2 separate regions of the Homo sapiens genome follow, and region 1 is linked to region 2. Evidence: read pairs that join two places in POLR2A ChIA-PET (ENCODE). Cell type or tissue: OCI-LY7. All regions are shown on one strand. Links, peaks and the distances in the headings refer to the core of each region. The heading gives the core; the rest is flanking DNA.

What was found. ChIA-PET counts read pairs that join two places held together with the same protein. Peaks named below come from ENCODE experiments on the same cell type or tissue, not always from the same donor. Only the 100,000 strongest peaks of a DNase experiment are listed, where the experiment ranks them.
Region 1: POLR2A ChIA-PET joins it to region 2 with 11 read pairs; 2 of 35 experiments call an interaction of 5 or more read pairs at or near these places.

What each region holds. Positions count from the first base shown.
Region 1 is chr18:8,910,311-8,914,706 of GRCh38, reverse strand. No RefSeq gene overlaps it. Among named protein-coding and RNA genes, the nearest start is that of NDUFV2, 190 kb to the left of the region's middle. In OCI-LY7, for the core only: a CTCF peak has its summit at 1,751; DNase peaks (open chromatin) are centred at 1,846, 2,186 and 2,886; H3K4me3 peaks cover 3,635 bases; H3K27ac peaks cover 4,000 bases.
Region 2 is chr18:8,601,263-8,605,655 of GRCh38, reverse strand. No RefSeq gene overlaps it. Among named protein-coding and RNA genes, the nearest start is that of RAB12, 6.0 kb to the left of the region's middle. In OCI-LY7, for the core only: no CTCF peak of the experiment used is centred there; a DNase peak (open chromatin) is centred at 1,795; H3K4me3 peaks cover 1,455 bases; H3K27ac peaks cover 1,375 bases.

The DNA.
Region 1 (4,396 bases), core at 236-4,235, 310 kb before region 2:
ATTTTTCAACATAGTTCATAGTGGGATGGGCTGACTTTGTGTCTGACCTATGCTTCTTTGAGACAAAACAACACACTCACACCACACACACACCACAAAACAAAGAACGGGTGAAAAGGGCACACACACTTTTACAGTTTACACCAAACCAGAATCAAAACCAAAATCGGAGTATCAAGAAATCCAAGCCAGGTCAAAACCAAAACCAAAGTATCAAGTAATCCAAGTCAAGTCAAAAACAAAAACCAAAGTGCTGGTACAGGCACGCCGTAGGTGATCAGGTCACCTTTCCACCCAAATGGAGTGGGCAAGTTCCAAAGACTAGTCTTACCAAGTTTTAGATGTCTGGACTCCAAGTGCCAGTTCCTTCCCGGTGTTCAGCCACTGCGTTGATCCTCCATGGGGGCCTGCCACGTGCTCCTCTGGCAAGGTGTTCCACTGGGGCAATTGCCTACCCAGGAGCGCTCTCAGGATCCATGTTGCTCAAGCTGGCCAGAGTCCCCCTCAGGGATGCTCCACAGGGCAGGCCTAAGCTGCCTAAGGGGCTGCCTTGACCATCTGTTAATCACCTCGCTTCCTGGTCAGGGAACCAAGAAATGTAGCAGGAGAAGCCACAGACAAAATCCCTCAGACACCGAGTTAAAGAAGGAAGGGCTTTATTCAGCTGGGAGCTTCGGCAAGACTCACGTTTCCAACAACCGAGCTCCCTGAGTGAGAAATTCCTGTCCCTTTTAAGGGCTCACAACTCTAAGGGGGTCCGTGTGGGAGGGTCATGATTGATTGAGCAAGCATGGGGTACGTGACTGGGGGCTGCATGCACCAATAATTAGAACAGAACAGAACAGGATAGGGATTTTCACAGTGCTTTTCTATACAATGTCTGTAATCTATAGATAACATAACCGATTAGGTCAGGGGTCTATCTTTAACTACCAGGCCCAGGGTGTGGCGCCGGGCTATCTGCTTGTGGATTTCATTTCTGCCTTTTAGTCTTTACTTCTTCTTTCTTTGGAGGCAGAAATTGGGGATAAGACAATATGAGGGGTGGTCTCCTCCCTTATTCTGAGTAGCTGGGATTACAGGCATGCACCACCATGCCCAGCTAATTTTTGCATTTCTAGTAGAGACAGGGTTTCACTTAAAATTTTTAGTGTATAAATAGGAAGGCTGAGTGTGGTGGCTGATGCCTATAATCCTAGCATTTGGGGAGACCAAGGCTGGAGGATCTCTTGAAACCAAGAGTTCGAGACTACCCTAGGCAAAATAGCTGGAACTCATCTCAATAAAAAAATTTAGCTGGATGTAGTGGCTCACACCTGTAGTCCCAGCTACTAGGGAGGCTAAGGAAGGAAGATCACTTGAGCCCAGGAGTTCAAGGCTGCAATGAGCTACGATTGTGGCACTGCATTCTAGTCTGGGAAACAGAACGAGACCTTAACTCTTAAAAAATAAAAAAAAAGAATGGGGAAAGTTGAACTTCTAAAAATAACCCCATATGGATATACTTGTCAGATCTGCTAAGTATTTCTACTCATAAGGGCGTAACTATCCTTTTTCTCACTCATACATATATTTAAACACTAAATTAGTCAATGCTACTAGGCCTGCCTTTTATTTCCCAGAATAGTGTTTGTTTGGAGAAAATCTAGAGGTATCTGACTTTTACAATAAAATGCAAAAACAAAGCATTCTTAAGCCACTCAGTGTTTTAAAAAAGAATGAAACAACCAAACACAACTGTGGTCTTTGGCTAACTTTCTAGAGAGAAGAAAACAAGCCATCTGCCGGTAACAGGCGGCTCTGGGGATGGCTGATCACAGGGCCGAATGAAATATTCGTAGTAATTAGTGGCAGCACCAAAATAGAAACTTCAGCAGTGCTTTTCCTGTTGTTATGGTGACAGCCCCCCAACAGCCCACCTCCCCGCAAAGACCCTGGCTTGGTGCATTCTGTGGCCTTCCATCTGGTGCCCTCCCATTGAATGCAGAGAAACTAAACTGACTGCTCATTTGTCCCCTCGAGGTTGTGTGTGTGTGCCGGGCTGCCAGGAGGAGGAGGGCGTGGACTGGAAGATTCCACAGGGCTGGGCCAAGGCTGTCCCCTGTGCTCAGCCAGAGCGACAGGAGAGCAGCTGATAGCCCAGGCTGCCAGACAGGTGCTGTCAAGGGGCCGAAAACTCACTGATGTCAGGAGACGGCACCCGGGTAATGATGAATGAGGCCTGGCCTGTGACAAACAGGCTCTTAACCTGCCGGTGTGGCAGGAGGAAGTGCTCCCTAGGGCTTCAAGTTACCTGAACAGCCCACACATTTGTCCCCTCTTGTTGAGCAATTTCCGTAGGTCCTTCAGAAGTTGTTAGGTGTCAACATTCTTGTTGCTCTGCTAAAAATCTAAGAATTTGGCCAAAAAGTCTGGTTTGCTCCTGCTCAAAGATTGAAGAAATAGAAATTGGGCTGCTTATTTTCCTTAGTCTTATTCATTTTGGAGCTCAATGTTTAAAACATTGATTTGAGCATCAATATTACATGCTGTTGTCAATGCCGTCTCTCTGGAGTCCCCAGGGACTGCAAATTGAGGAAACTGTTTAGGACGTAGCTTCTCTGTCAAGGCACCAGGAAGTATGGAGGTGGCACAAAAAAGTGCTTTGGAAAAAACGTGAGCTGCACTTAGGAAAAGGGTTTGATTTGCCATGGCATAAGTCTAAGTTTTTGGATATTTTATTCCCTTAATAAATCTTTCTTATATTTTGCTACCCTGTGGTCTGGAGTATTTGTGTAATGGATAGAGTTGATATAATTTGTCTGCTGCCCAGTGAGGCGATCTCATGACATTTCTGGGTAAAGGCTGCTGACAGGAAACACACATTTTCTTCTTTTTTTTTTTTTCTAGAGACAAGGTCTCATCCTGTCACCTAGCCTGGAGTGCAGTCATACAATCACAGCCTACTGCAGCCTCAAACTGAAGGGCCTAAGTGATCCTCCTACCTCCGCCTCCTAAGTAGCTGGGATTTCAGGTGTACACCATCACACCTGGCTAATGCTTTATTTTAATTAATTTTTGTAGAGCTGGGGTCTGGCTATGTTGCCCAGGCTGGTCTCAAACTCCTGGCCTCAAACAATCCTCCCACCTTGGCCTCCAAAACTGCTGGGATTACAAGCATGAGCCATTGTGCCTGGCCTTAGGAATATAGGCTTTCAAGTCACACCAGTCCCTATTTATATAAACCACAGCCTCAGGGTTTGCAAAGTAGGTGGCTGTCAGTTTTTCTTTCCCAGAGCCTACCTGGGGGTTGATAATCTGCACATAGGCTGGACACAGTCCTGTGAAACAGAATCATTTTGGGTAGCAATTTACTGGATTATAGACTGTTAGAGCTGGATGCTCTCAGGGGTTATCAAGTCACATTTGTCAGAAAAGCAAATGGGTCAGTGAACTGCTGCTTACAGGCAGAGCAGGGCTTGGGGTCCTAGCACCTCCCTCCATCCCAAAGCCCTCTATAGTCTAATTTAATTAGAGATGTTTGCACATGTGTAGTGTATGTGTGGAGGGGTGGAGGGTAGGTGTGTCGGGTGGACTAAAAAGAAAATAGATGTGGCAAATTCTGGTCTAGTAGGAAAGATGAGACACAGGAATATGTCCCAGCTGGAGAGTATTCTAAGGCTGATGAGAAGCACATGTGGTGTCATGTGGCCCTCTCCTTGGTGGGTCCCCTGTATCATGCTGAAGAAAAATAGTAACAGCCATAGGTTCTTAGTTGGAACAGACTTCAATTACAAAAGACAGAGTAACAAGAAAAAAAACCCAAAAGTTTATTCACATGTTTGTTTCAGATACACTTGGAGTCACTCAGAAATTGAGTAGTTCTCAAAGAAGTGGCTTTGATTTCAGCTTATATAGCATCCTCAACAAAGAACACTAAATTCGTTTAAAAGTGAAAGCAAGTTTGTTAGAGAAGTAAAGAAACAGAAGAATGCCTCCTCAATAGAACAGCAGTATGAACTGCCTGACTGAATATACTTATGGTTTTTGTTTTTATTATATGCTAAATAAGGGGTGGGCAATTCATGGGTTTTCCAGGAAAGGAGTAGGGAATTCCCAGAGCTGAGCGTTCCTCCCCCTTTTAGACTATATAGGGCAACTTCTGAACATTGCCATGGCATCTGTAAACTATCATGGTGCTTTTAGCATGCTAATGTGTTATAGGTAGTGTATAATGAGCAGTGAGGATGACCAGAGGTCACTTTTGTCACCCTCTTCATTTTGGTGCAATTTGGCCTGCTTCTTTTCTGCATTCTGTTTTGTCAGCAGAATCTGTATGACCTGTATCTTGTGATACCAGTCCTGCCAACCTCCTATCTCATCCTGTGACTAAGAATGCTTAACCTCCTATGAATAC
Region 2 (4,393 bases), core at 127-4,126:
AGCCTGAATAGTAGAAAGTGATCTTAATAACCAATGGGAAAATTATTATTATTATTTCATGGCCTTTAAAATTTTTGTCAAAACATTGAGAACACTTCAACTATTGCTATACGTGTATAAAGACATGAAGAAAAAATTGTAAAGTTAGTATTTATTTAGGACACTATAATTTAAAATGCCGGAAACATTGAGAATTAAGTGTTTTTTTTTTTAAAATACTTATCAGGAATAGTTTGGGCCATGCATGGTGGCTCATACCTATAATCCTAGCACTTTGGGAGGCTGAGGTGGGAGGAGCACTTGAGCTCAGGAGTTCGAGACCAACCTAGGCAAAAAAGTGAGACTTCGTCTCTGTTATAATAAAAAAAACTATAAATAATTGTTTGAACAGTGCTTGTCTTCTTCTTGCCATATAACTTAATTCTTTCTTTCTTTATTTTTTTTTGAGACAGGGTTTCACTCTGTTTCCCAGGCTGGAGTGCAGTGGTGTGATCTCAGCTCTCTGAAGCCTTGACCTCCCAGGCTCAAGCAATCCTTCCACCTCAGTCCCCCAAGTAGCTGGGACTACAGGAATGCACCACCACACCTAGCTGATTTTTGTGTTTTTAGTAGAGACAGGGTTTTATCACGTTGCCCAGTCTGGTCTCGAACTCCTGAGCTCAAGCCATCCACCTGCCTCCGCCTCTCAAAGTGTTGGGATTACAGGCATGAGCCATTGCGTCCAGCCCATATAACTTACTATAAGGAGTTAAGATCTTTTTTATGCCTTGCTGAATTGTCATACTCCATTCTGTTTGGATCAGCTTCTAATTTTTCTTTCTTTTTTTCTTTTTTTGGGATGGAGTTTCCCTCTGTCGCCCAGGCTGAAGTGCAGTGGCACGATCTCGGCTCCCTGCAACCTCTGCCTCTCGGGTTCAAGCGATTCTCCCACCTCAGCCTCCTGAGTAGCTGGGATTACAGGGATGTGCCACCACGCCCAGGTAATTTTTGTATTTTTAGCAGAGACGGGGTTTCACCATGTTGGCCAGGCTGGTCTCAAGCTCCTGACCTCAAGTCATCTGTCCACCTCGGCCTCCCAAAGTGCTGAGATTACAGGCAGGAACCACTGTGCCCGGCCTCTAACTTTTCATCCTTTGAGCTTTCAGTGTCATGAAATAGCTCTGAGAGTTTCTTTAATGTTAGGTTTTTTGCCCGTGTCACTTCCTCAGGGCCACCTTTGTCCTTTTGATCACAGCCACTTTCCTCCTTGTGACAGCGACGAGCTGGCCGTTACAGAATTCCTGATCGCACATCTACAGCCTCCCGAGTGGCAGCAAAATCACATTTCCCACAGTCAGCTATTTCCTTTATTACTCCACTTAACAGTAGATTCAGGTTTCACTTCCAGCATTATCACTTTTTGTTTCTTTTTTTATTGTTATGAAAATAATTTTGAACTCACAGACTCCCTGAAAGGATCTTAGGGACTGTGGGTCATCCTAGACCACACATGGAGACCTGCTGCTCTAGGGATTACAGTCTGCATCCTGAACTCTTGAGTCTTTCCGAGTTTATATCGCAGCACTGCGGGTAACATGCAGGACGCTTGTAACTGTATGAGTCTACCCTCTCATCCTTCATGCTGTAGCTTTCGTATATGTTACATCTACATATGTTACCAACCCCACAATACAACCGTTTTTGCCTTAAACAGTTTGATGTATTTTAAAGACATTAAAAAGAAAAATACATTTTGTATTTACCTACAAATTTACCATTCTCTTTATTCCAGCCCGTAGCTCTGTTCTTCCATCTGGTTTCATTTCCCTTTTCTCTGAAGAACTTTTTTTTAGCACTTCTTATAGTGTAGGTCTGCTGATAACGAAATCTGTTTTCTTTTATCTGAAAATAGCTTTACTTCATTTTCATTCTGGAAGAATGCTTTCACTGGAAAAGCATTTCTATTTATTTGTTTGTTTGTTTATTTATTTATTTATTTATTTATTTTCAGAACAGGGTCTTGCTCTGTCACCCAGGCTGGAGTGCAGTGCGTGATCTTGGCTCACTGCAATCTCCACCTCCCAGGCTCAAGTGATCTTGCCACCTCAGTCTCCCAAGTAGCTGGGATTACAGGCACACACCACCACGCCTGGTTAATTTTTGTATTTTTTGTAGAGATGGGGTCTCACTGTGTTGCTCAGGGTGGACTCAAACTCCTGAGCTCAAGCAATCTGCCCACCTCAGCCTTCGAAAGTGCTGGGATTACAGGCGTGAGCCATCGTGCCCAGCCAGGAAAAGCATTTCTGAGTTGACTTTTTCTTTCAGCGTTTTAAAGATGTTATACTGTCTTCTGGCCTATATTGTTTTTCATGAGAAAACAGTGACACTGAAAATGTTGTTCTGTGTATGCAGTGTGTTCTTTTTCTCTGGCTGCTTTCAAAATTTTCTCTTTCTCTTTGCTTTTTAGCAGTTTGACTATGATGTGCCAAGGGATACCATTTTTGTTTTTTTATTTCCAATTCTGCTTTGAGTTTTACTGTGCTTCTTGAATATGAAAATATGTCTTTCACCAAAGTTGGGAAATGTTCAGCCATTAGTTCTTCAACTGTTTTTTCTGCCTCATTCTCTCTTTCCTCTCCTTCTGCCCTGGAGCTTCCTTTAAAGAACTTTCTCCTCCCTTCAGCAAAACTCCAAAAAAGTCTTCTAGGATGGGCTAGCCTGGGTTCTCCAGTTTCTGTCCTTCTTAGGAATGGAGTACAATCCTGTCCACCATGGGCTAGTAGTGCACAGACCCCAGGGCACAGCCCCCCACCAGCATCTCCATCCATGGCTGCCATATGGCACATTTTGTTTCTTTGCTGCTGCACTTTGATCTTTGTTGGCCAGTTTCTTCTTTTGATTGCCTATTTTTGTGAAATGTCACATGGGCTTACCACTGAAAGACAAGGAGGCATCACTGCTTCATGCTTTGCTGTCTGTGTATGAACTGACTGACTTACACAGAAATCAGTTACCAAGAGATTTTGATACAAGTGGTGTTGTAGTAAAGAATCTAACTCCATTTTTTTTTTGAGATGGAGTCTCCCACGGTCTCCCAGGCTGGAGTGTGGTGGCGTGATCTCCACTCACTACAACCTCCACCTCCTGGGTTCAAGCGATTCTCCTGCCTCAGCCTCCCGAGTAGCCAGAATTACAGGTGACCACCACCACACTCAGATAATTTTTTGTATTTTTAGTAGAGACAGGGTTTCACTATGTTAGCCAGGCTGGTCTTGAGCTCTTGACCTTGTGATCTGCCTGCTTTGGCCTCCCAAAGTGCTGGGATTACAGACATGAGCCACCGTGCCCGGCCTAACTCCATTTTTTGATGTCTGACTGCTGAAGTCTCACCTCGCCCTCTTCAGCTTCTGCCCCACATCTGGGCAAGCTGATAAGAAAGCCTGTGTGCTCCCTCCTTTGGTGACAGATTCAAACCATGCAAGTCCCTGCTTATGTGTAGAGCCCTCATCCTAGTCCACTCCCCAGAGCACAATCAATACCCCCAGCCAGTTTCCCTTCCTCTGTTCAAGCCATTTTCAAACCAGCTTGGGAGGGCCGCCCTATTCTTCCCAGAAATAACAAACCAATGTAAAGAACACATACACCTTCTTGGTGTGTGTGTGTGGTGTCATCAGTCTTGACATCCAAACCAAAAATTTTGATGGGAGTTCATTCTATTCTTCAAAGTGTCCACAACAGACATCATGGATCACTGATTATGATGTAAGTGTTGTTTATTTATGTAGTGATCTGTGAACTAAAGAGCTAGCTGTGAATTTTGTACTTCCTGCAATTACTCATAGTTAATATACCGTGGTAACTGAAATCTGAAATGCTGGGGAACTGGTGTTATTTAACTAAGCTGTGGTAACTGAAATTTCTACCATGCAAAGAGGACTGTCCATATTTAAAGCATTCATTGCAATGAGGGTGGGAGTGAGATTGCACTAGACTGAGTAACACACGCAAAGTGAAGACCAGAGATACAGAGAAGCAAGCAGGTCTTAATCTGGTTCCAGCCGAGATGCATTTTAGCCATTTTCATCACACATTCCCATAGAGACATACCACATTATGTGCCATTCCTATTGCTCTGATTATACCTTACTCCCTTTGCTCTTCCTCAAGAAAGCACATCAGAATGCCAGTGAGCAACTACGGCAATCACTGTTGGTTATCCATGCAACAACCACTTCCTCATTCTTTTCAATGCTAACGGAACCATGACTTTTGTTCAGATACCCACACTGCTCTGTGAAATAAAGTGTTTCGGCCAGAGCTTGCTCAAGCATCAGAACTGGAAGTTGAATGTTGATTCTCTAAGTCAATCATTCTGATTCTATTCTCCAGAGTGTGGCTTAGGAAATGGCATATG